Regions from separate parts of the Mus musculus genome. Here regions 2, 3, 4 and 5 are each linked to region 1. A link is a loop called in an ENCODE intact Hi-C map of the cell type or tissue named here. Cell type or tissue: gastrocnemius. All regions are shown on one strand.

Region 1 (5,000 bases):
TCAAAAGACTATCTTATTCCATTTCGGCATCAAAATACTTAAGTATTCTTTTAAAGCTGTGCATAACAAAATGGTTTACCTTCCAGCATTTTCTGAAGACTGTTCCTCATGACGTGGATGTTCTCTATGCCGATAAACTGAAACTTGATATTGGAATAATTGTCTTCATTCTCATAGCCTTTCCCTGCAGCACGATTTGCCATCGCATTAAGCTGCAGTTGTCAGCAAAACAAAAGTCATCAATTACATTCAGGACATGCAACAACCACTTAGGAAAACATTGCAAAGACTCGCAGATGCATACATACTACAGTTTGAGCCCCTGAAACACTGTACAGAGCTCTCAGTGCAAGCATAAAGGTCAAGCCTGTGGTCACGAGCCCTCATGTGCTAGCCTGGGCTAACAGTTCCTTAGTGGAAAGTGCTCCCTAAGGTCTGGAGATGACGCTGCCAGTTTGATGGTGATGCTGACTTGATGTCGAAGTCTGGCAGAGCCAGTTTAACACTATACGTGAAAATCTCCTAAGTGGCAGAAGTATCCACAGAGACAGCAATCAGCATAAGTCCCTGTGCGCTAGATTATCTGCCAGAACTGTAACGCAGAGAAACAAGTAGGAGTCATAACGTGAGAACTGTCAGGCAGGAATGGTTCTTCTCATCTGCCCAACTGAGCCTTCAGCAGGATTACCGAAGAGAGAGTGCTGACCGTCAGGCTGCAGGGTGCCCCTCCCCATCCAGACATGACCCAGAGGTCTGATGTGGGAGCTTTTGTCACTTTCAGAACCATAGATAAGATACTTGATATGTCAGTGTAAACTGGTTTCAATGCTAATGGATGCTGAAGAAACGGAGTAAGCCCAGATTGCTTTAACCCTGCACAGTACAGGCAAACAGACAAGTCCTGCCCAAGCTGGGAAAGATTTCACAGGGATACATGGCTGGGAATGCTCCTCTCTTGCAATGTGACTAAGCAGGCCACCATTTATGGAGAACAGTGTTCAGTTACCACTATCTTCCTAGGGCCACAAAGGCTAGGGGACTAGCCAAATGGGGGTTAGTGAAGGGGTCTGCTTTTAAGTGTATAGTATTAAGTAGTCCTTCAAATAGTTAAGTTTAAAAAAACTAAGCTAAATTAAAATGCTTTGGTCCACATCCTCTAGTTCTGAAAACCTCCTAAAAACAAAGGTCTTAACATATATAGATCAAGACTGTCTGTGACAAATGGTTTTGTAAACATGAAAGCCGAAAACCTATGACTGTCTCCTCCAAGTGGTAACTGCGTAAACAAGGGCATATCCATGCTGTGGAATACAACCAGGGACCAAAGACACAGACCCTGCCTGACCTATCTCTCCCCCGTTCTCTCTCACATACACCACACAGCTACATGTACATATGTGTAAGCTAAGAAAATGTTCATTCAACCACCCACCGTTAATACTTACTGATTCATTTATTTACATTCACTAAGAAGAATTAAAGTTACCATAGACTATGCCAATTGGGTAGCAATTTCATAAGGAAAAAGGGAGTGGCAAGCTGCAGGGGGATACTATCAACACGACCTCAGCTACTCACGCAGCCTTTCACAGTTACAAGAAGCACACGTTAAGTCAGGACCATAGAGAAGAATGAGACAACCAGGGAGAAAACACAATACAGCCAGAGCTGAGAGCAAGCCACTGCCACAGGAGTCCCTGCTTCGTCAGCAAGCGGGCTCCTGCTCCCCTCCTCTGCTCCTCTGGCATCTATGGGGCTGTGGGCTCTTCGGGAGACTGACCCCGGTCTACAAAAGCAAGGCACATCCCTAAGGCTTTAGCCATAACCAATAAACACTTTCATGATATATCTTAAGGGATATATATGTTCTAATATTTTAAGGGGATTTTTTTTTTCTTCCAGAAATTACATATGCATGTTGCTCTCATGGAACTGTGTACTTTTAAAACGTTATGGCCTTACATAATTATTTTCAGGGCAGTTTCAGCTAAACCTCTGTAATGAACTTCATTAAATGCAACAAATCAACAGATCCAACGAGCCTGATGTTATATGAACTACACACTTATTCTGCATCTAAATTCAAGGTCCAGCCTTCTCATCAGCCCCGCCCCATCTCTTCTGAACATGTATAATACGTGATAAGCAAAGCACTCTTACTACTACAGTTCCTGCATATATAACATATGCTCACACTTTAAATCACTTAGGAGTTACAATGGGAGAAACGGCAGGCAGTTTTCCTTAAAAGCAAGTAGGAGAAAACCTCTTCAAAGTCAGTCTGTAATTCACATAACAAACACAAGGTGGCGATATTTAATCTATCATACAAACTATTTTTTAGGAGCTCTACTTATTTAATGTGGCAAAAGCTGAACTTTCAAAGCAGAAACACAGGTTTAGAAATAATAAACACCCAAAAAAGATATTCCAGACTGAGACAGACAGACAGACAGACAGACAGACAGCTACCTTTAGGAGAACTGGGCCAAAGCCTAGCACAGGTGTCAAAGAGTGCTCTTTCTTCTCCTCACTAACTTAACTGTGGCACACTCTTGGAAATACTAGATGATTTTATTGCCTACAGGTATGACCTACAAATAAGCTTCTCAAAATGTCCCCTTCGCCATCCAGGGACATCTTTCACGTATTTAAGAGTACAGGATGAAATCTTGATCCAGGCTAATTTAAATTTTCAACCCATATATGATGCAAAACGGTCTCTTTCCCTGGGTACAGGCTCCGTGAGGTGATGAGGGCTCTCCCTTCCCGTGGCTTCTAACAGGCTCGCCTGCTCTGTGTAGTTGGTAGAAGGGACCATGTGGAAGAGATGCAGTTAGATAAACAGCTCTTTGCAAAGCTAGGCAATGTCAGTTGTCTTACTGGTTGACAGTGCTTCTGATTGCTAATAACTGGCTGTCTCTGCCTTCTCCGCATAGGCATCCAAAGGGTGACTTTCCTAAGGCACACAGTATAGGCTCCTAGAAGTACTGTGCCACCTTTCACTCGCATACGAGATCCACTGTGGCCTGAGCCTAGACCAGCAGCCATTGCCAGCTACATTAGCCCCAGGTCCCTCTCCGGGGGCCTCCATGATAGGTAAGCTGTGTTAGCAAGGTTTTATCAAGTTTGTTAAGGTCCAAATTAAGCCAAAGGATATTTGTCCATCCTTGCACTTACAAAGAACAGGACTGAAGACTCTCCCCTCACCTGCTACAAAACACAAATGTCTCTCTCCCACTCTCTTTCCTCTGTCAATGGCCACCTTCAAACTTTATGCATATAACCAGGAAATAAGATCCCAGGTTCCCACTTTTCAGGTACCCTGAACTTCATAGCTGTATCTTGAAGATGTCTCCTGCATGGGACCCAGTGAATAGACATTACCTCATTACCAAGAAAGAGAGAAATACCCTATGACTTCCTGTTAGACAATGAAACAACCCCTGGCGCCGTGACACTAAGGCCACAACCACAAAGCAGTCCATGGAGCTGAGGCATGTCACAGGGCCGGTCACCACAGAAGCAGGTGACTGACTCAACCTTGCCCCTGCCTTTAGGACTCACACTTCCTCCATAGCTTAGACAGATGACAGCCTTAACTTCAGGACTCATACTTCCTCCATAGCTGGTAGGCAGGCACACAGCTTAGAGCCCTCCTGCTCCACTGGCTTGAGGTGACTTTGGCTCAGCCTGGAGCTGGGTGTGTGATCAACTTAGGTGTCAACCCTCTAGAGTCTGGAAGCGGGGACAAGGGTCCCCTAGAGATGTTCTGGGAAACAGAAACAAAAAAGCCACTGGCTTTGATGTCAAATAAGCTTGTATTTAACTGAATGTGGCCTTGGGTCTAAACCGTGTGGTCTCAGTGAATTACCTAACCTCTTTAAAGCTAAGTCCAGGAAAAGACAAGAAGCCTCCCAATCTGCAGAATTCTTCCAAGAGTGAAATGAGAACGTGCTGAACATTTTTGCAAGCTCAACAGAATGCCAGCATATCTGACAGAAGAGGCTGAAGTACAGAGACACGGTCCTTGTCTTAGACCTCCACAAATACCGTTCTGACTCAATTCCATGTGTTAATGTACCAATCTCTAGCAACAGCTGAGACCAAGGAGACTTTTCTCAGTACATACTTAAGGCTTTCACTGCCTCTGCGGCCCATCACTGTCCCATCAGTGAACAAACAATTCAAAAGGCTTTCATCTGGGTGGGTGGCTTGGGAAGCCCTTGTGTGGACTTAACCCCGCTCAGAGACCAAGGATCAGGACCCTGGGAGCTGCCTCCCAAGCCTTTGTCTTTATTATTATTATTATTATTATTAATTATTATTATTATTATTATTATTATTATTATTATTATTATACTAGGAAATAAAGCTGGATGCAGAAGGCAAGGACTGAGGACAACCTGCATGCCGCCATGCAACCCTTCTGTGGCAAACATCTGCATACTTTCCTGGTGGCCTAGGAAAACTACCGCACCTGAGGGGTGGGAATCAACCAACGTGGTCATGAAAAAAAAGAAGAAAGGAAGGAGGGGAAGACAGGGAGAGAGGAAAAGAGAGAGGGAGGGAGAAAGAGAGGGATAGAAGAAAAGAGAGAGGGAGAAAGAGAAAAGAGGGAGAGAAAAGAGGGGGAGAGAGGAGGGGAACACAAAGCTTGAAGCAGTTTTTACAAGCCACATCTTTGCACCTGAGAAGAGAGCACCCAACTTTCTTTATCTACTGGATCAGAGTCAACTTCTTACCACTTAACAATAAACAAAGTGAGTACTAAATATACCCTTCAAACTGAATCCTTAGGACTAAGAAGGTGGCTTTAAATACAGACAAGGCCTGGTCCTGTGGCTGCCACGTTCTAATAAGGACTTACACTACAGGGACCTAACTTGGATCACTGGCTCTTAGGAGGTCAATCTGTTTATCCCTGTTTAAAGCTGGAAAAGTAGGGTAGGAAAAGGATTTCCAGTCTCCACTCAGTAAAGCCCTGAAGCCTGAGTTTG
Region 2 (5,000 bases), 300 kb after region 1:
TTTTCAAAACTCTCTAGTCCCTGTGGGTTTTACTGAATACAAGGGTGGGGATGATGAATGGGTGTATAGTTGGTACACTGTGTACTTTAGACTAGAACATTTGCTATGCAACCTAACTGTCGTTTTGTCTGTATGCAGAGGGAACCAGGGGCTGAGCATTGTTTTCTTTCGACACAAAAAGAACCATCAGTAGAGTCCAGCAGCAGCCCTAGCTGATACCTGCCAGAATCACGTATCCTGTAGCAACACAATGTTCCTGCTTGTTGTTACCCAACTGCTGCATTCTTTTATTGATCCTTAAGTAAGGACATGGTCTTCAGACCCAGCCCTCTCTCTTATCTTGGTAACTCTATATTGGACTACTTCATCAGGATTTAAGAAGATGGGGCTGGAGCAAGGTATCTGCTCAGGAAATTTTTGAGTTCCTGCTACATGCCAATACCCAAAGTCCCTACCTTTGTGTAGCTTACATTGTAAGGGTCTTTATACTATGTGTCATCGGGCCCTGACACACTGCCTTGTCCTCCAGGGATAGACCAGACTAGAGCAGCAAGGGAATGAAGAAAAGATAGACTCATAGACCCTGACAGAAATGTCTGGGATTGAGTGGCCTGGGCTCTCAGCTGGAGACACCACAGTACCCTGGAAGCTCTGTGTGTTTGTTAGGGTTGAAAAGAGAGGCGGTGTTATTGCATACAGCTGAACAAGGTGGGGTTCTACCTACAGATAAACAAGGAGGCAGGGTTTGTGGTGTACAGCGGGGTGGAGGAGACTGGTTTAGTTTGACCTCTGTAAGAACAGCTTCTGTAGAGGAGCAGTCTTCAGGTGGCAAGCGTCACATGGAAGAAAGCTGTGGTAGACATTTTTGGCACACACTGCCAGCACTCTCACTTGGTCTCCAGAGGAAGACCTTGCCAACCTTTGAGCCTGATGCTAATGGAATCTATAACATGGCTATGCCCATGTCAATAGCACATACTAAGGACTTCACCCACTCAGAACTTCCTGCGATCTTCACACCCCACAATGGCTATTAAGAAGTAAGAGTGATGATTCTATGTGAAAACTTCAAATAATCCTGATCCCCATCACTTCAAACACATTCCTTCCATGGAATAAGAAAATTATGTCAACTCTAACTGAATTACACTGATTTACTTTCGGGAATGGAATAAAACCCACAGAAAAACCTTTGCACAATAGAAAGGAGACATTCTTAATATTATCAGAGGTTAACTGAAATAAAATGAAAACAAAGTAAAAATATAAAAGGTAAACCTCGAAGGGTCAAGACACATTACTCCCAAACAGTTTTGAATTCAGAAATATGTGAAGACTTCAGAATATTCGATACTTGAGAAACAAAAACTTAGATTAAGATTGTGACAGGTAAATTGTGAACTGTGTACGGCCTTTTAGAAAGTACAATGCGATTGCGCAAAAATCTTCAGCTTTTTATTGCAAATAGCCTTATTTTAAATCATTGAAGGATTTTACAGCCACAAGAAATAGGCTTTCAATATTCAGCAGTGTTCCTAACATGATGCTTATCTAGATAGTTTTTCTTTATCTTTAAAGATTAATTTTTCTATAATGCTTGCCTGACAAAATACTGCATTCTCCTTCTTCAGCCAGTGGTGGCTTTGTGTATTTTAACGCTGAAAGGTTAAAATCTCATGCGGATGAAATTTTAAAATCCCAAAGCTTTTCAGATATATTTTTGGTAACACCTTGATGACCTCCAAATGTCCTTTTATTGGCTAAGTGTTAGGTTGGCAGCCAAGAGCCTGGGGACAGGAAGAATTCGGCATTTTCCCATTGCTTCTTGGTTATTTGGAGCAGAGCAAACAGAAGAGGCTTGCCAGCCATACAGACCTCGAGTACAAATGTCTATGGTTTTGAGTACTTTGTTTAATAGTGCTGAGTTTGAGTTTCATCCTCTGAAGACAGGCTGAGGTGCTGAGGAGTTAGTGATGTACGTACGTACGTCAGGAACATTGATGGGTAGGAAGAGTGAAGAGCCGCCGCTATTTCCACAGTTATATCTCAAAGTCTGGTGTGGGAAAGACTTTCTTAAAAGCAGAATCCTTTTTCTATTATGCTTTTCTCTCCATATGATGGTCTGAGATATTTGTTCCTTTTGTTTTCCTTTTCCTTCATTCCCCTGCCTCATCCCCATGGATCAGAACTAAAGAAAACACTACATCCGGCAGCCCTGTGGACTAGGAGTTTCTCTGCTGCTGCTACTATACTCAGCTGACTGATGTAACCGTTAGCTACCATTGGCCCCTCACCAAGCTACGGCGACGGATTTCTTTCCTCAAGGCATGCCCCGGGTAGTATTTCATCTCAGTTTAGAAGGCGTACTTCATAACAGGACTATTTATTCATGGAGAACTGCCTGTGCCTTGCTTTCTGGGCTGTGGTAATTAACACTTTGGTCATTCTGAGCATTCACTGTTTGCTAGTGCCCACCTAGGGGAAACTGAGCTCTTATAGAAGTGCAGACTTCAAGCTTATCTTTTCAGAATAGTGCACACACCCCAGAATGTCACCCACGGCAGCAAAATCCAATGGAAGCAAAAGGGAAAAGGAGAGGCTATATTCACTGTCGACTCCCTTGCATTCTTTCTAAAATGCTAATGCACATCACGTGCACATTGCAGCCTGTTGTGGACAGTCAGACAGAATTGGTTCTGTGTCCTAACTTGGTATGCCCAGTATCTTTGTCTGTTCAAGGTACCATGAGAAATAGCCATAGATTGAGGGCTTAAACCATGGACATTAACTTGGTATAACTCTGGAGGCTGGACCATCTGGGGGGAAGCCTGGCAGGAACTCCGGTCCGGGCTCACTTGGCTTGCAGATGGTTCCTTTGCTCTGTCTTGACATGGCGGAGGAAGAGTGCCAACTCCAGCGTTTATTAAAGACATACTTGCATCATGGGGGATGGGAGAAATCCTCCCACATGATCTCACAGAAGCCTCATTCCCTTCCAAAGTGTCTCCCTCCAGACACCATCACAGAGTTAAAACATTCGGGTGAATTGTGAGATGCAGTCCACCCACTTAGCTGGTGCTAAGTCTTTCTGGTTTTGTCACCTATAAACTAGAGGTAATAATAGCAACCATGGCACTGTGTAGTCATTGTGTTGCAGCTAGAGCCACAAATTTCACCATGTGGTTTTGTTGTTGTTGTTGTTTTGTTGTTGTTGTTGTTGTTTTGATTGGTGGTTTAGTTCCAAGGAGCTCTGGGTGTACTGGTTAATATTGATGTACCTCCTATGGGGCTTCAAACCCCTTCAGGTTATATTATTATTTATATATTTATCATATAATATATATTTAAATATCACTGCCTTGCTACTAGTCTTATTATTGCTCTGTGAGTGCAGAACTGACGTATAGCATCCTAAAGTATCCAAAAAAGCCTGTCCTTCCAGCTATATGCTCTTAGGTACTTAACAAATTGTTGCAGAGCTGAAATATTTGAGGCTGAAATGAACTTTTGTAAACCTGTTGGGCTGAGTGTTTTGGGTTTTTTTTTTTTGTTTTTATTTTGAAAGAAAACACATAGTACCGAAATGATATTTGGTCCTAGGTTTGTTGACATTATTGATTAAGCTAACATATGCACGGTAACTATAATTCCTTTACCGATTCTATTCTCTTCCTCCTTTTCCCCTTGAGCCTTTTTAGAATACTTGCTGTTTAAAAAAGAAATCCACTTAAAGTACGAAATTGTATATTTTGGTAGAAGGAGGACAAAGAAGTATTTATGTTTCAGAAGAAAATGGAGGGAAATACTTGTAGGGGTTAGGCAATGCTTGGTATACATTGTGGTTTTCCCATATAAATAAACAAACAAAGGATGCTTGTAAATGACCTGGGCTTGTCCTTTGTGATTCGTGGTAAGGGAACAGCGCGTGTGGCTGTAAAAACTTACATCAGATTCCCTTGGCAGGGTGCTGATAGCCCTTTTAGGCAGCATTTCTATGCTGGTAGTTTGATTGACGCTCCTACGTGCTGTGGTAGAATATGCCTTTCCATCCACCTTAGTGCCTGTCTGCCATCATGTACTGCCTCAGAAACTTCCCTAGTCAGAGAACACAGTGAAGACAGCCATGCCAGGCAGGACTTGGCTGTCCGTGAGCCCCAGAGAGGGGTTCTTCATAAGAAGGAGGCTCTGGGCTCTGGCCTTCTTTCAGCTTTCTGGCAGTGACTCTCTCATTAGCATGGGGTGCTGGCATATGCTTGGCTCGGGAGGAAAACTCCAGAAAGCCCAGCTCTTGTGTCCATGCCCAGAATGATGTGTGACTGGCGCCCGGCTAGTCGTACAAGGAAGAAATCAAACCCAAATGTGGAGGCAGGCTGCTTTCATTTTCCTGTTTAAAGTGTTCCGTTCTGTACCTCTCGTCGTCGTGAAGTGCTGCCCAGAGGCAAAGCTTAAGGAATTGCCTTTGGGATGGCTTTTAAACTGAGACTATAGGAGCCAGTGAGACAAGGTGCTGGCCGCAGACACTCACAACCTGAGTTCAGTCCACTTGGTAGCAGGAGAGAGCCAACTCCTCCGTTCTCCCACTCTGCTTGTATGCCATGATGTGTACAAATACAAATCAGTTATATTTCAACTGAGGTTGCAAAGAGGTGCAATCCGTAAAAATGCATTCATGACTATAGGGGCTGCAGAAGTTCAACTTCAGACAGAGAAGGAAATTATCTGGCTTATAATCTGGAAACTCTGTTGGAGATGTGTGTGTGTCTGTGTATGTGTGAGCGCGCACATACACACACACAGACACAAAGATGGCTTGGAGCTTGCAAGATAACGTGTCCTCGGCTGTATTACTCAGGTAAGTGGCTGAGAAGAGAAATTGGGTAGAATGTTTATTATATTTTGTCGTGTTACCTTGGGTGACGTAATAGAGGAGTCTGCTTGTCCCCACTGTCTGATTCCCTATTAAACCCTGGCATGCTCATGAACACCTGTAGAGAGTACCC
Region 3 (5,000 bases), 310 kb after region 1:
CAGATCTAACGCCTGTACGTCATGGTTCTCAGGTCAGGGTGGTTATTAAATACAGCAAATTAATAGAGATATGTAGGGTGGAGGAGGACTGTAAGCAAACAATACTGTGTTCGGCCACATCTGGAACTCTCTGCCTTGTGGGGTGTGTGATGCCTCCTGTCAGGGGTGTTCAGTGTGTTTGTTGGACTTGGATGGATTGTGTGTACCTGAGGAAGTGTTTGGGCGGTAGCCATTTCGATTTATTTGAATGGGGGTTTAATCTGTATTTGTTGTTAAGACAGAATTAAGCCCAGGGACAGAATCGAAAACACAGGTAGGAGGTTAAGGGTTTTCTATCAGTGAGCATTGCACAGAGGGAAGCAGATGCCTTCAGACTCAGCCCTTCTTGAGGGCCAAAGATGAAGAAGGTGCCGTGTGGTACTGGTAGTGGGGGTGAATAAATGTGCAGAAAGGTGAGGTGAGGAGGCAGCTGTTTCAAAGGTCCTGTACACAAAGCCTCCACGAAGCTTGAAAGATGGAATGAAGATTTCTATATCCTTTAAGATAGAAAACTAAGAAAATTAAAAACCTTAGTACCTTTGGAGAGTAATCAAATACCTGAAATCATTTTTAAAAATCTTAGCAGCATTATTTAAATACTTCTCTTCACTCCATAGTCATCTTCATGACAGTCCTTTAAGCTCAAGTCTTTGGTACATATTTCTCTCTCTGCCCTTCCCGGTCAGCTGATGAGCTACAGTCCATTCATTCCACCAAGTTTGATTATAGAGACTACTGCAATAAATTCATGTTAAGCCTATCATGTGTAGAAACAATAGCATGTGAATATGTTCCCTACCAAACAAGCAGTGTTCGCTTCTTTGAGGAGGAAGGAGCCAGAGAGCACATAGCAAACACAACACTACATTTTCCCAAGTGTAGTTAAGGGGGATTTTGGCCTTCACCCCACCTCTTGAAGGAGATCTAAATGAGATTCTGATTCTCAAAATCTCCCTTCCTCCCAGTTCTCTTGGTAGGTAGATAACCCAAAGGTACTCGTTCTTCAGCCTATTGACTTTTCTTTTGAGTGCAAAGGAGTCTGGGAGCTGGTAGAGAAGGCAGAGACGTGTCTGACTGACTTCAGTGGCTCAGACACCCTGGCATGGGAACAGAAAGTGAGGGCCAGGAGACAAGCCAGGAGCAGCCAGGAACACACAGGTCAATATCTCCCTTCACGTGTGTGGGCGAGAAAGCAAACGTTCCGAGGATAGTTTGTGGGCAGGTCAGACCACAGCATTCACGCGGAGAGCAGCAGAACTCAAGGCTACAAGGGTAAGCTGGAGAGAGAGAGAGAGCACAGTGGAGTGACTTGGAGACTCAGGCTAAGGGCAGAGGAGAGTCCAGTGTAAATAAGATTCAAAGCACTAAAATTAAAACTTACTAGCAGCTATTTCATAATTCTTAGATCTGATATATATATGTAGTTGGATAGGTACCCAAGCATTCTTAAAATTATGGAAGCTAAATTCCCATTTCTTAAAATAGTGCATTTATGAGAGCTTCATATTCTCCCTCTCCCTCTCCCTCTCCCTCTCCCTCTCCCTCTCCCTCTCCCTCTCCCTCTCCCTCTCCCTCTCCCTCTCCCTCTCCCTCTCCCTCTCCCTCTCCCTCTCCCTCTCACATTGTTAGTGCTAAAGCTCCTGAAAGTCAAATCAAATAGTATTTTGTAAAGCAGCAGCAGGAATTTGGAGTTGAAGAGAGTTTTTTTTTTCCTTCTTACATTCTTAACACTATCAAAACACTATAAATGTGTGCTTATAATGTACATTGTTGGCTTTTAAATACTTTACATTGGATGTTGAATACTTTTATGTGCATTTGTGTGTGAGTGTATGGGATGATTGTGTGTGAGCATGGGGTGCATGTGTGTGTATGTGTGTGTTGCACACTTGGGTACACATAGGTGGAACCCATAGCTGGATAACAGGTGTCTTCATCTATCACTCTGTCTTATGACCTTAAGTAAGAGTGACACTCTCAGGATGGAGAGATGGTTCAGTGGTTAAGAGCACTGACTGCTTTTCCAGAGATCCTGAGTTCAATTCCCAGCAACCACATGGTGGCTCACAACCATCTGTAATGAGATCTGATGTCCTCTTCTGGTGTGCATGAAGACGGCTACAGTGTACTCACATACATAAAATAAACCTTTAAAAAAATAAAAGAGTGACTTTCTCAGTGAATTGGAAGCTCTCTGGGGTATGCTAGCAAGCCAGCAAGTTCTGGGGTCATCTATCTCTCCCCTCCCACCTAGTGCTGGGTTAGAGGCCAACAGAACATACCCAGCTTTTTATGTGGTTGCTGGGGATTCAAACTAGGTCCCCAAGTGTGCAGAATGGATGTCCTTACCCACCAACCCATCCCACTAGCCCTCATTTTGTTCTTGTGGGTCATTTTTATAAAGCCTACTCTTCCCACATTATTTAAATAACTAAAAGGTTTTGTTGGTGAATTATTATCAGATAGGTTTTCAGTTATTGAGATAATTTAAATTTTAAATCACATAGTAATATAAACTGCTCCTGTTTAAGTTAAATCAATGGGTGGAGGAACTTTTGGTAAAGTTTTTTTTTATGTTAGCAACTTTTAAGAATTTTTCTTTTATTGTTTATTATAGAAACAACTGTTACTAGTTTGCAAAAGTGAGGTTCTTTTTTTTTTTTTTTAGAAAAGAGTTGTTTCAGATAAAATAAAGATTGTTTAACTTCCAGTTTCAGAAGAGGCAGAGGATATGAGTTCATCAAAGTTTCAAAATGAGTTTGAAGATTGTGGATATCGCTTCATTGTTAGAAGAATGCTAAATGGGTTTCCCATTAATATTTTTGCTTTAGAGACTGTGCCGTTGGCAGCCTTGTTTATTTACTATTTATTTCGTTCTTGAGACAAAGTCTGCCTGTGTGATCCAGGCTGGCCTTGAACTCTTGATCCTCTTCTTTCAGCCTTCAGAGTGATGGGACTATAGCAATTCATTGCCACACTTAGCCTTTTTTCCCCCTCTTCTTCATCTCTTGAAGACTTCACTGCCCACAGCTCCAGCTGCAGTCTGAGCAGTGTGCCCCCTGCTGTGCATTCTGTTAGTGCAGGACCTCCCTTCACACAGGCCACAGGGATAACCAGTCGGCCTGTCTGACTCTGGTGTCTGTCTGTCTGTCTCTGTGCTCCCTAGGATGGTTTTCAATTTTTGAAATTTCTAAGGCTTGGCCTTTGAGAGAACGTGATGTTGTGTGGAGCAGTTGGGTAGGCTGAGTTCAGAGATGGGAAAATAAAGACAAATTTTGCTTTAAAAAAAAAAATGTGTCAAGACTGCTGGGCTTGTGGTTTAAGAACTCCGTTGTTTCAAGTTGGACTCATTTTTAACATTGTCCTTCATTTGCATATTCTAACTCTAACTTGTAGTTCTGCGCCCTGGGAATGAGCTGGCATCGGGTTCCTTGCTTCCTCTGAGCACACAATAGGAGCGTTTCATTCTGAAGTAGCCGAAGCCAAGTGAACTTACAAAGTTCCCATAATCAATAGCAGTGTTTCAAGAATCTTCCCAAGATGCCAGAGATAACAGTTTCTGCTCACACACTGTTCCAGGGATTTAAGACGCGCCCGATCAGAGCATTCTTTTCAAAACTGAAAACGTAGTGGCCAAGGTGACCTTTTTTTTTCTTTGTCAAGAAATAACTCTGAAGCAAAACCATGAAAGTAGGTATCCAGCTATCCAGCTACTTTTTTTTTTTTGGAGCTAAAAATGGGTGTGAATTCTTGTCAAATTCCTTTCCCACCACAGTTTGATGGGAGGAATTTTTGCCTAGCACTGAAACAAAAGTGGTCAAGTTTTAGCAGCCAGTTAAGTTAAGTAACTTGGGGGAAGTGTGGCATTTGAAAAGGGGTGTTTTGCTTCTGGGAAGAATGAAGAGAGGAGACCAGAGTGTCCTGAAGCATTTCTCAGTTCTCTGCCTTCAGACAAAAGACCTCTGCTGTTCTCCAGCGCCCACCCTAGTCCGGGCCTTTACTTCCAGCATCTGGAATCCAGAATTTGGTGACTGACCCAGAAATAAATAAAGCAGTTTGATTCCTGACCAGTGGCTGCTTCAAACGGTGCTAAGTGCACGGGTTCCTTCAGATCATCTGAATTCTCTTGGCATCCTAGAATTGACATTAAATGGCATTAACTGACATTAATAAATGTTGAATTAAGGTCATATGATTTGCTTTTAAAACAATCATGGCCACTTTTTACAGTTTCCTCAAGAAGGAATACTAAATGACACCCCTCCCCCCATGTCTTGCTTTATTTAACTGTTTTGATTTACTTTGGTTCTCTTTGATTTGAGTCAGCACCTCCCCATGTAGCCCAGGTTGGCCTAGGACTCATTGTGTGGCTGATCTGAGATGCTGATCTTCCCACCTCAGCCTCCTGAGAGCTGCCATTACAGGAAATGTGCTAGTACACCCAGTCTGAACTTTCTTCTTGCAGAGAGGGGCAATTTGGACACCACAACATCTGGCCAGCATGAAATTACATCTTGCACGGAAGATCACACCAGACCAATAGTCAGTGGACAACAGCCACAACAGCTTTGAGCTTCTGAAATGTAGGAACCCCACACCTGTGAAATACCTTCTTCCTTGCAAAATCCACACCAAACATCTGGTGTTAGCAGATGCGTGTAAAGGGCAGACCTAATGGGTACTAACGCCCCAAATACCTTACTGGGAAAATACGGATGTTCTCAAGGTATTCCAGCTGGCAGCCTGATGCCAGAAGGAAGGTGAATTAGCAGGAAGTGGAGCACTCTCGGTTAAGAGATAACCAGTTCAGGGTTGAATGAAAGCAGAGGCGATAGAGCAGCCTCCGCAGCACCAGCAGACCTCCATTGACAACTTCTGGTTTTAGTGACCCGACAGCTCAGCATAGCTTATATGACCAGGGAGTTAGTTGGAACAAAGTAGAGAACAGTCTAACACTGCAA
Region 4 (5,000 bases), 340 kb after region 1:
TCATCTGAAGGCTGCTAGTGGAAGACTGACTTCCAGGCAGCTAGGATGAGGGTCTTAAGCCCATGCCCACAGTGACACACCTACTCCAACAAGACCACACCTCCTAAGTGTGCCACTCCCTGGGCCAAGCAAATACAAACCCATTACCTCCATTTGTCTTTTAATGTAGGTCAAAGTAGAGAAGTATTCAAAAACACTGTCCTGCCATTCGAAGCTTTCTAGTAGTAGCTTATAGACACTATGTCAAAACTTTCAGATTTCTTTTCGATGCACTTAAGACAGGAGCAGCCAACTGGAAGACAAAGGCCATCCAGGCAAACTCAAGGCTACCTGTTGTTCCAAATCAAAGAGAAACTGTCATGGTTCGGGGTTCTATTATTCTCTAATCAGTGATTCTCCAAGATGCCAGAGTCTTCCCCAAACTGCTCATGTGTAAGCACCAAGAGTTTCACAGCCCAAGAAAAGTCAGGCTTGCACGACAAATGTTTCTGAAGTGGCTTACATTGACATGAGGGTATGTATATAAACAACTCGTAAGAGGCACTCTTTGGATACACAGGAAAACATGAATCACTGAAACTCTGCAGCAGAGGTAGGAGAGGCAGCGGCAGGCAATCTTAGACCAGAAGTTCCTGCTTTTTAGTTCCCCTGTCATTGGATGGCTTTTGCTGCAAGTATGCAGCCGATAATGGTACGTCTTTATCACCTGATGCTTCCTGGCATTGAAAAGGTCATTTCTTTTTGCCTCATGGAAATTATGTAGCTGGGGTCCTTGTCTTACCCTATGTTACCTTTGATGACTGACTTGGGGAATAGCAAAGATTTTGACATTGCTTCTAAGAACCCCTCAGAGTACGCTGGCAGAAATATGCGCCCAATGGAGTAGAAGCGGCATTAGCAGTAGTTATTTTAAGTAGACATCTTAGTGTTTTCTATGACTAAGATTCTCATTGCTCCTGTTTTGACAAGCACGGGGGCACCCACCTTTAGTTCCAGTACTTGCAGGGTGCAGAGGCAGGTGGATCTCTGTGAGTTAGAGGCCTCTCTATGGTGTGTTCAAGGACAGCAAGGGCAAAGTAGAGAGACCTCAAACAAATAAGAAATGTCTGACTTTAAAAAAATAATAATTTTGTAATCCGTCTTGATTCTATTTAGATGGAAGATTATTTTGAGAAGTTAAATGTCTTTATTTAGGGAACAAGCAAGGAATGCCCAATATTTAGTTTTTTTTTTAAGTTTATTTTTCTAAGCAAATTCTTAATAGTGTGCACTAGTTTGAAGGGATTTTTTTTTAACTAAGTAAGACCAAAAGGAGCAATGAGAATCTTAGTCATAGAAAACACTAAGATGTATAATTAAAATACTATTTAGAAAACAATCCATGGGCAAAAAAATAAAAACCATATAAGAGAAGGACTAACATTTCACTCTGACTTTTGATGGCCCAGGACTGCTAATAATGCTCTTCTCCTCCATTGGGCGCATATTTCCTCCCAGCGTACTCGGAGGGGTTCTTAAAAGGCCTTTCTAGACTTAGGTCCACACTGACAGCCCGCTCTACCGCAACCGGAAGTCCAGTTCTTTCCCCATACTGTTCCCGCTATCTGCTTATCCTCCCGTCTCCTCTCTTCTCTCTGGTTCTCCATTTGTTAAGCTCATACAAGCAGTTGCTGTGAGCCCCTCTGACTGCAGACAGGCAGCCCCGTCCCTCCCCACTATGACAGCTCCTTCACCTGCATAAGATGCGCAGGTTCATCAGGTCCAGGACTAGATGCGCTCTTACCCTGTCTCTGACCAGGCCTAAAAGGAGCAGCCACAACCAACAATATTTTTTAATGCGATAGCAAACCCATTTTTTTTTTTTTTTTTTTTTTTAGTGCAAGTAAGAGAACACCTGGGGACCAAGAGAAACTTAAGACGCACTTTTTTGCTAAGAAGCAAGACCCTACCAGAGAAGGTGGACTGATTCCTGATTCCATCATCTAGGTCACCTTAGGCCTTCCTAGTCATTTGTCTTCCCAGTGCTTGGTAATAGCTCTATCCGTCACCACTCCACCAGGGGGCAGAAGAGATCACATTACACAGGGGAAAAAAATTTTTTTTAATCTTCTTTTTTTTCCCCCAAATTGTGTTTCCCCCAGTGAAACCGAATCCTCCAGCTGTGGTGTCCCAGGCGCCGCCTCCCCTCTGCGCCCCTGCCCTGCCCTGGACAGCCTGTCGCGCCGTCTGCAGTCCTGAACTATTCTGCAGGTCACCAGCCCTGAAGATGAAGTTTTGGCTGCTGCTCGGACTTCTGTTGCTACACGAAGCGCTGGAAGATGGTGAGTGACTCTGGCTTCTGACCGCCTTCGCCCAGTCCGAGATTCTCTCAGCAACTCCTCTAACTTTTGGCCATAGGGATCGTCCCCAGCGCTGGTCACCTTCCGGTGTACCTGGCTCGTCCTAGAAGGGTCCCCTTTCTTCTTTTCCTTTCCCCCATCGCCCTGAAGAACTCCTGTGAAGGCGGCGGTTGCACTGACCGAAAGAGCCTATCAGGACTTCTCTAGCCTTATCAGAAAGCCACAGGCGATCGAACCGATCTACCCCATCTTCCCCAGACGGAGCCTGGTCCAGCCCCCTGTGTCAACGTGTCGGTCTGATGGCGCGCCCGCAGTGGCTCGCTTCCACCTTTATACGACCGATCCTCGCCCTGGACTATTGTAGCCGGTGCCACCTAAGCAAAGAGATTCTTGTGGAAAATTCCCTGTGTGTCTTCCTTCCCCATTACAGTCTTGTTTTGTTTGCTTGTTGTTGTTGTTGTCGTTGCTGTTGTTGTATACCAATCTGAACTAAAATCCTGCTAGATTTGCCTAGGTCTTTTAACAACAACAACAACAAAATGCTGCACTAAACCAATTTAAAAAAAAAAAAAAAAAAACTAGACCGCAGTTATATTTTCCGTATAAATAAGAGGATGGATGGAAACAAAGCCTACTTTTTTTTTTTGTAGCACATAGGAGGGCCTTGCATCATTTAATTTTTTAAATTGCATTTAGTGTGTGTGTGTGTGTGTGTGTGTGTGTGTGTGTGTGTGTGTGTGTGTGTGTGTGTGTGTGTGTTTGGGAGTGTGTATGCTACAGCAGACTTATGAAAATCAAAAGGCACCGTGCAGGGGTGAGCTTCCTCCTTGCGCTATGGTAATGAAAAGGAGCCACTTCACCAACCACTACATCACTTTAAAAAATGTTTATTTGAGATGTGTACCTGCCCTAGGTCCATCCTGTATTGTAGACAGATAACCGTAGGATTAGGCTTTATTACGTGTGTGTGTGTGTTTGTGTGTGTGGTTTTTATACACTATACATTTTTTTAAGTACATATCACTGCTAATTATTTTAATTTAATTAATTATTTTATTTCCTGCATCATTTATTTAATCGTTGCTGTTTGCATAGTACATCTGGCGACCGATCTCAAGGCTTCCTTAAAATTCCTCAGTTACTGCCACAAATGTGCTCCTTAGATTTGGTTGAAAAGTGTCTTGCTGTTATGCAATCCCATGCTGGAGCCGGCTCAACCTGGCTTGGGACTGATCCACTCATCAATCCCGACCCTTCCATCCGGGTTTCCATTCTCTAAAGCTACAGTCCTCTGCCTCGAGTATGCAGACGTTCAAGGTGGTGGTGGCTCATGACACTGTGCACGAGGCTCCTTAAGGACAGACTCTGACTGAGTAAATAAAAAAGTGTAAGCAGAGCCTCTGGGGGAGGGGAACAGCAGTTCCCCTTTGCCCTGAGCTCAGTCTGCACAACACGGTATTAAATCGTTCCTGGCAGGTCCTTGTCTCTGACTGCTAAAATGGTGGGGATGCAGTATTTGGAGTCATTTTTGAATAGAGCAGAAGACGGCCAGACAAAACAACTTCAAACAGTCCATTGGAGTTGGAGTTGGAGGGACTCAAGTTGGAGCCGGTTGGAAAGGCTTGAGATTGACTTCAGCCAACATAGGTCGGAGTTTGTGAAGTACGGCAGACATCTGTCTAAATGAATTAGCATCTATTTAAATAAACTTCTACTCCTACAAGCAATAAGTATTTATGAGACAAAGAGGAATATGGGTCAAATATTTAATAATTAATAATAGGTAAATGTGGGTCTTGCCCTTATACTTACAGACACATATGATATGATATGTGTGTGCATATATATATTTATATGATACATATATGTAATATAATATGCCATTGACAAAATGTTAAACATACTGAAAATTAAACTGACTCCATTAAGTTATTTAACTGTTTTCCTAACCCTTTCAAGAATTTTTGTCATTAGTTTTGAATCCTGATGTAGTGACAGGAAGAGCGCAGGGACAGCCAAAGAGAGCAACTATTCATGCCGTCCTTCCAGTGCTGAGATCTGATTGGCAGGTCAGGTTGCATCCCTCAGCCCCAACTACAGGCACAAGCTGTGACTGTAACTGTCCCTGAGCCTGTCCACTTTGTGATCATATTTGGAAGACAGCCTCAGAGGAAGAGCCTTCGCTGCAAGCATCCACGGAGTAGACATCTGTCCTAAGCAGTGGCATTTGTCTTGCCCAATTCTAAAGTTTTTGAGAAATAATGCTATTTCTCTTTATAATGGGAAGACCTGAAGGACCACACTGTCTACCCATTTCGTGAACTGAAGGCTTGAAAACAGTGAATAAATAGGCCAAGACCCCAGTTAGTGAGGGACTGCTCCCAGGACCCGTTCTGTCCAGTGGTGCACTGCCACGTCCACACTTGAAAGTATAAAACTGCAGTCACCTACTGACCTCCTATCACCTACGTACGCATATTTAATGTGACAGTCAAGTGCTGAGATACGCATATTGATCCATTAATGCATCTCCATTTACCTACACAAGCCCCTTCATCCAATAGCTTTCAGATAATTTAGACTTAGATAATCTGAAAGCTTCTAAAATTCAAAAAAAGATCAAAACATTAGAGGGGGAAACCAGGTCTGAAAGAAGATAAG
Region 5 (5,000 bases), 280 kb after region 1:
CAATGGAGTACTACTCAGCTATTAAAAAGAATGAATTTATGAAATTCCTAGCCAAATGGATGGACCTGGAGGGCATCATCCTGAGTGAGGTAACACATTCACAAAGGAACTCACACAATATGTACTCACTGATAAGTGGATATTAGCCCAAAACCTAGGATACCCAAGATATAAGATACAATTTCCTAAACACATGAATCTCAAGAAAAATGAAGACTGAAGTGTGGACACTATGCCCCTCCTTAGAAGTGGGAACAAAACACCCTTGGAAGGAGTTACAGAGACAAAGTTTGGAGCTGAGATGAAAGGATGGACCATGTAGAGACTGCCTTATCCAGGGATCCACCCCATAATCAGCATCCAAACGCTGACACCATTGCATACACTAGCAAGATTTTATCGAAAGGACCCAGATGTAGCTGTCTCTTGTGAGACTATGCCGGGGCCTAGCAAACACAGAAGTGGATGCCCACAGTCAGCTAATGGATGGATCACAGGGCTCCCAATGGAGGAGGTAGAGAAAGTACCCAAGGAGCTAAAGGGATCTGCAACCCTATAGGTGGATCAACATTATGAACTAACCAGTACCCCGGAGCTCTTGACTCTTGCTGCATATGTATCAAAAGATGGCCTAGTCGGCCATCACTGGAAAGAGAGGCCCATTGGACACACAAACTTTATATGCCCCAGAACAGGGGAACGCCAGGGCCAAAAAGGGGGAGTGGGCGGGTAGGGGAGTGGGGGTGGGTGGGTATGGGGGACTTTTGGTATAGCATTGGAAATGTAAATGAGCTAAATACCTAATAAAAAATGGAAAGAAAAAAAAAAGAACCAAAAAAAAAAAGGAGTTAGCATAGAGAAATCATGATAAAATGTAAGAGGTGAATGCTGATGGTCTTAATTGATTACTACATGTATTCTATCAGTTCCCTCACAGTAGCTATGCTCTATAGACCTGGACTCATCCCGGAGAACAATGGACAACTTCACTGGATACGCAACCTCTGAAGATGGCAACAGATATTGTGTACATGTGCCATTTCTGGAGCAAGCCCCTTGTTATTCAGCAAAATTCCTTAGAAAGTCCTACTTTAAAGAAGAACGATCAGAGGATCTCATTAAACCTAGGTACTGCGTCACATGAATGAGCACTTGGCTAGTCTTACTAGTAGGATTGAATAAAAGGCCCTTTTACCACAATATGAAGCCAGAAAAGATAGCCCTTCCTACCAAGCCACAATAACATACAATGATATTCAATTCTGTGCCAGGGCTCCGATTCATTTTTGTGTTAAAATCAAGAGTTTCACATTGTGACTTTAATCTTATCAGAGACTTCTAAAGCAAATAGCACAGAATGAAAAACCTCGATTGTGTAACTTCTGTTTTTGCTGGCTATGAAATACCAAGTATCCGTTTCTTTAAAAACCCACTTCCAAATAACCATGACTATGACCTGCCTATTCACGAGTCTGGAATCTTCAAGTTTTGATTTCATTACAGAACGTGATACTTTTTAACAAAGCTCATCTATCTGGGCTTCTAGTTTATTATGATCATATACTACTATTTTTATGTTCCCAATTCTCAATGAGAGAGGGAGAGAAAGAGGGAGGGAGGGAGAGAGGGAAGAAGAGGAAAAGAATCCTGCTTAGAAGAAACCTCAGAAATGTCCCCCACCCCACCCCCAGATTGGGTTCTGCCAAGGAAAAGGGGCATTTCCCCTCTGCCAAACCCTGCGTCTCCGACCCACGCCCACCCACCCCAGCGGGCAAGCGTGTAATCCACGTGCGCGCGCGCCCTGATCCTGACCCTGACCTTTCAGAAGCTTGGAGTTAGACACCGCCTTCCTGGAGTCTCTGCGCGCCCGCCCGCCGAGCCGTGACAAACGCTCCAGGCGAGGGTCGCGAGCACGAGGGAGGGGCGGGACGGCCCCCGCCCCTCGCTGCCCCGCCCCACTCCGCCCCGCCCCTCCGCCTCTACTCAGAGGGGTGCCCACGTGCCCAGCCCGCCTTCTGCAAGCTCGGCGGCGGGAGCTTCTGTCTGCGCGGACCTGGAAAGGCTGCTGCTGCTGCTCGTCCAACCTTCGCGAGCTTGGAATCCGCAGAGCGCTGCAGCCTCTCGCTCGCCCGTGCCTGTTCCCGTCCCCGTCGCGCGGCCAGGGCACTGCCCCAGTAAGTTGCGGGTAGAGCGCGGGGGCCCCCCGAAGGGAAGCGAGCGGTGGAGCGCGGGCGTTCAGGCCGCGTCCAGCTGCTTGCAGCTGCCCGGAGGCCTCGCTCCAGCGACTGCTGAGCGGAGCGTCGGGGGCACTGGGGACGGGGACTGCCGCTCAGGACCCTGGGTCTCCGGCCTGCACCCGGGGCTACTACCCTCCTCCTCTTGTCGGTCCCCGGTGCCGCTGGCTGACTCTCACTCGAGGCGTGCAGATCCCGCAACGGCCACGCGGGTCGCAGAACTTGGACATAGGGACTGGGACTCCCCGAGTGTTCCTAGTCACTAGAGTTCTGGGAGACCCTGGGTATCTCTCTCTGGAAGGGTAGCCCGCCTCCACACCCTGCAGGAGGAGTGGTCCCCCAAGTCGTCTTTCACTCCCTTGGGGTTCTTGGTTTAAATTTGGAACAAGACTTGGATCGCCACGAAGCCTTTTCCCATCTTGCTGTGGATTGGGTAAGTCAGGTAAAATGACCTCCCCTGGGGGAGTCTCTATGGGTGTTTTAAAGTAAATAAGTGCAGTACTAAGCACTTGAGTTGTTCTGTGTGCCTTTTAATACCGTTTCACGAAGTCTTCAGCCTTGAGTACCTTAAAACCTTCGTTTCAGATAGTGGATTCGACTAGTCTGCACCGCCTTCAGTTGTCCCATATGTGCAGTGTAAGGTAATCCTATAATTATTTCAAAGAAATAGGTGCTATAAAAGTCATAGATGACTCTCAAACTAAAAACTGCCTAGATGCCAGAAGTAGAGTTAATCCAATACAAACTTTAAACTATGAAAAACTGTCTTCAACGCCATTTAGGTAATGACTTCCTTGGGACTACAGTATTAGATCCATGTGGGTCCGTTCTTCGCTAGAATGGAGCAGACTCTACGACTTGGGCTGTGTAGTTAAGTGTGTCTGCCCTGAAACTTCGTTCTTGCCTGAGGCATGCTTTTGAAATGTGTTTTTCTTTTCTGCCTCCATATTAATATTTGTATTCTTGGTAAAGAGCAATACTTTGTTGTCTCTGGCTAGGAGCTGTACTGTTGGAGAACGTTCTATTTTATTTATATATATACTTTTTGTGCGCTTAGATCTTTCTTTTCTTCTAATCACACCAAAATAGAATAAAGAAATGATACATCCTCTCAAAGGAACATTTTCCCGTTCCTTATACTAAAATGTTGCAGCTTGGCAACCATCCAGGAGCGAATCCCGAGGCAACCTTACATGTTTGCTCCTTTGCTCCTCATGGTCTTCCCCCTGTGAGTGTCATTTACATTAAGGCATCTTAATCTTTGGGGCTGTGTCCTGACTGAAGATCAGATTAGAGCTTCTTGGTATCTGCAGAGATTCAGTTTGCAGAACCCTGACCTTCACCTTGTCAGCCAAGCTCTTTTGATTCCGGTCTCCAGGTTTTCTCACTGGGTTTAGAGTTAAGAGTCAGGAAAGAGGAATGGCAGCTAGAAGGACAGTCTGGGAGCTTTGGACATTTAAAAACTCTGAGGACTTGTGGAGTTTTTCATCCTGCGTTTCCATGTCTCTGGCTCACTTGAACACGTGTCTGCAGTTTTAAAGCTGGTGTTCCTCCACTATAAGCTATGCACCTTTGCAGACCACTTGCCTCTTCTCCCTTCTAGGTGGCTCTATGCCAGCAATCCTCTTCTCCTGCCATCTAGTTCAAGTCAGCTGTATTTCTTCTGACTCTCTGAGCCAGGACTCTCCTCCTAACTGGCCATGTCTTCTCCTTTTCCAGAATATTTTGCCCTAAATGTTTTCATGTCTAACCTAGTTAATGAGTTTATGTTCGGTTGCATTTATTTGCGCTCTCTCTCTCTCTCTCTCTCTCTCTCTCTCTCTCTCTCTCTCTCTGTGTGTGTGTGTGTGTGTGTGTGTGTGTGTGTGTGTGTGCGTGTGCGTGTGTGTGTGCATGTGTGAGACCAACTTTCAGAACAGAGTTTTGGAAACAGTCTCATGCTGCTCTTTGCTTTTCGTCATAGTATGAATATAATTTCAAAGTCTGGTTTCTTAATAGATGACTTCTTAGATGCCAAATATTTAGAACAAAAGGAAATTTTTCAGTTGAATGTGTTTCTAAGCTTTCATGTTTGGTACTCTGTGCCAAAGGAACGACACAAGACTGAAGAAAGCGAAGGGAGCTGTGTGTCTTCGTGCTCATTGTGTTTGCCTAAATGCCTTAGCAAAATTAAATCTGTAACTTATGCTGAGCCTTTATAAAAAATATTCAGAACTATATAGATAAAACCTTGAACAGCAATAAAAACCAACAAGATGTTTCCCTTTGCAGTCTTCCATTTCAATATGTTTTTGTTCTGTCCCCTCACCTAATGTGACCTAACACATGTTCAGTGGGTTTTCATTGTAAAATGGTTCCAACAGCTTGAGAAAACGTGTTTTTGCCTGTCTTCTAAATGTTTACATGCCTTCCCTGAAAACTTACTGGGTCCCTACAGTACACCAGACACTGGGTGACCCCAAACTAATTACTGACATCATAGAGGGATTCTATACTTATTTTTGCATTTAGGAAACTCTTTCTTGATGGATTTTAAGAATCATTTGTTGCTGTTTACTGTATGAAAGCCATGCAGAATCTTAACGGATGGCTTGAGTGCTGTGTGCACACAGGAAGCTATGGCTGCACTGTGTCCTATGACAACTACTGTTTCATTATCAAAAGCATGTAAGCTGGGTGTCTTTGTTTCATAGATAGCTACAAATTTATGTTAATATGCCCATACATCTTTTTATGTGCTTTTCTGGCTCTTGTCTTAGAAGTGGT

The links. Peaks named below come from ENCODE experiments on the same cell type or tissue, not always from the same donor. Only the 100,000 strongest peaks of a DNase experiment are listed, where the experiment ranks them.
Region 2: it touches region 1 in a loop (2.8-fold over the local background); 16 of 42 quality-filtered maps call a loop at or near these places.
Region 3: a loop joins it to region 1, with 8 times the contacts of the local background. A loop is called at or near these places in 16 of 42 quality-filtered maps.
Region 4: a loop joins it to region 1, with 5 times the contacts of the local background. A loop is called at or near these places in 16 of 42 quality-filtered maps.
Region 5: a loop joins it to region 1, with 2.5 times the contacts of the local background. A loop is called at or near these places in 4 of 42 quality-filtered maps.

The regions. Positions count from the first base shown.
Region 1 is chr8:40,581,335-40,586,334 of GRCm38, forward strand. Mtmr7 (myotubularin related protein 7) reads right to left here. Exons shown (of 14, transcript NM_001040699.1): 7 at 80-212. Among named protein-coding and RNA genes, the nearest start is that of Mtmr7, 51 kb to the right of the region's middle. In gastrocnemius, a CTCF peak has its summit at 2,305 (motif pointing right); no DNase peak of the experiment used is centred here.
Region 2 is chr8:40,876,832-40,881,831 of GRCm38, forward strand. All of the region lies in intron 1 of Slc7a2 (solute carrier family 7 (cationic amino acid transporter, y+ system), member 2), which reads left to right. Among named protein-coding and RNA genes, the nearest start is that of Slc7a2, 17 kb to the left of the region's middle. In gastrocnemius, no CTCF peak of the experiment used is centred here; DNase peaks (open chromatin) are centred at 2,312, 2,885 and 4,236; H3K4me3 peaks cover 2,893 bases; H3K27ac peaks cover 4,895 bases.
Region 3 is chr8:40,890,999-40,895,998 of GRCm38, forward strand. All of the region lies in intron 1 of Slc7a2 (solute carrier family 7 (cationic amino acid transporter, y+ system), member 2), which reads left to right. Among named protein-coding and RNA genes, the nearest start is that of Slc7a2, 31 kb to the left of the region's middle. In gastrocnemius, a CTCF peak has its summit at 3,110 (motif pointing left); a DNase peak (open chromatin) is centred at 3,112; H3K4me3 peaks cover 1,187 bases; H3K27ac peaks cover 4,885 bases.
Region 4 is chr8:40,924,105-40,929,104 of GRCm38, forward strand. It overlaps Pdgfrl (platelet-derived growth factor receptor-like), which reads left to right and starts at 2,129. Exons shown (of 6, transcript NM_026840.3): 1 at 2,129-2,321. The coding sequence starts at 2,267. In gastrocnemius, a CTCF peak has its summit at 2,062 (motif pointing right); DNase peaks (open chromatin) are centred at 2,190 and 2,622; H3K4me3 peaks cover 1,681 bases; H3K27ac peaks cover 751 bases.
Region 5 is chr8:40,860,384-40,865,383 of GRCm38, forward strand. Slc7a2 (solute carrier family 7 (cationic amino acid transporter, y+ system), member 2) reads left to right here and starts at 1,984. Exons shown (of 12, transcript NM_007514.3): 1 at 1,984-2,174. In gastrocnemius, a CTCF peak has its summit at 2,419; DNase peaks (open chromatin) are centred at 2,039, 2,384 and 3,439; H3K4me3 peaks cover 3,720 bases; H3K27ac peaks cover 3,414 bases.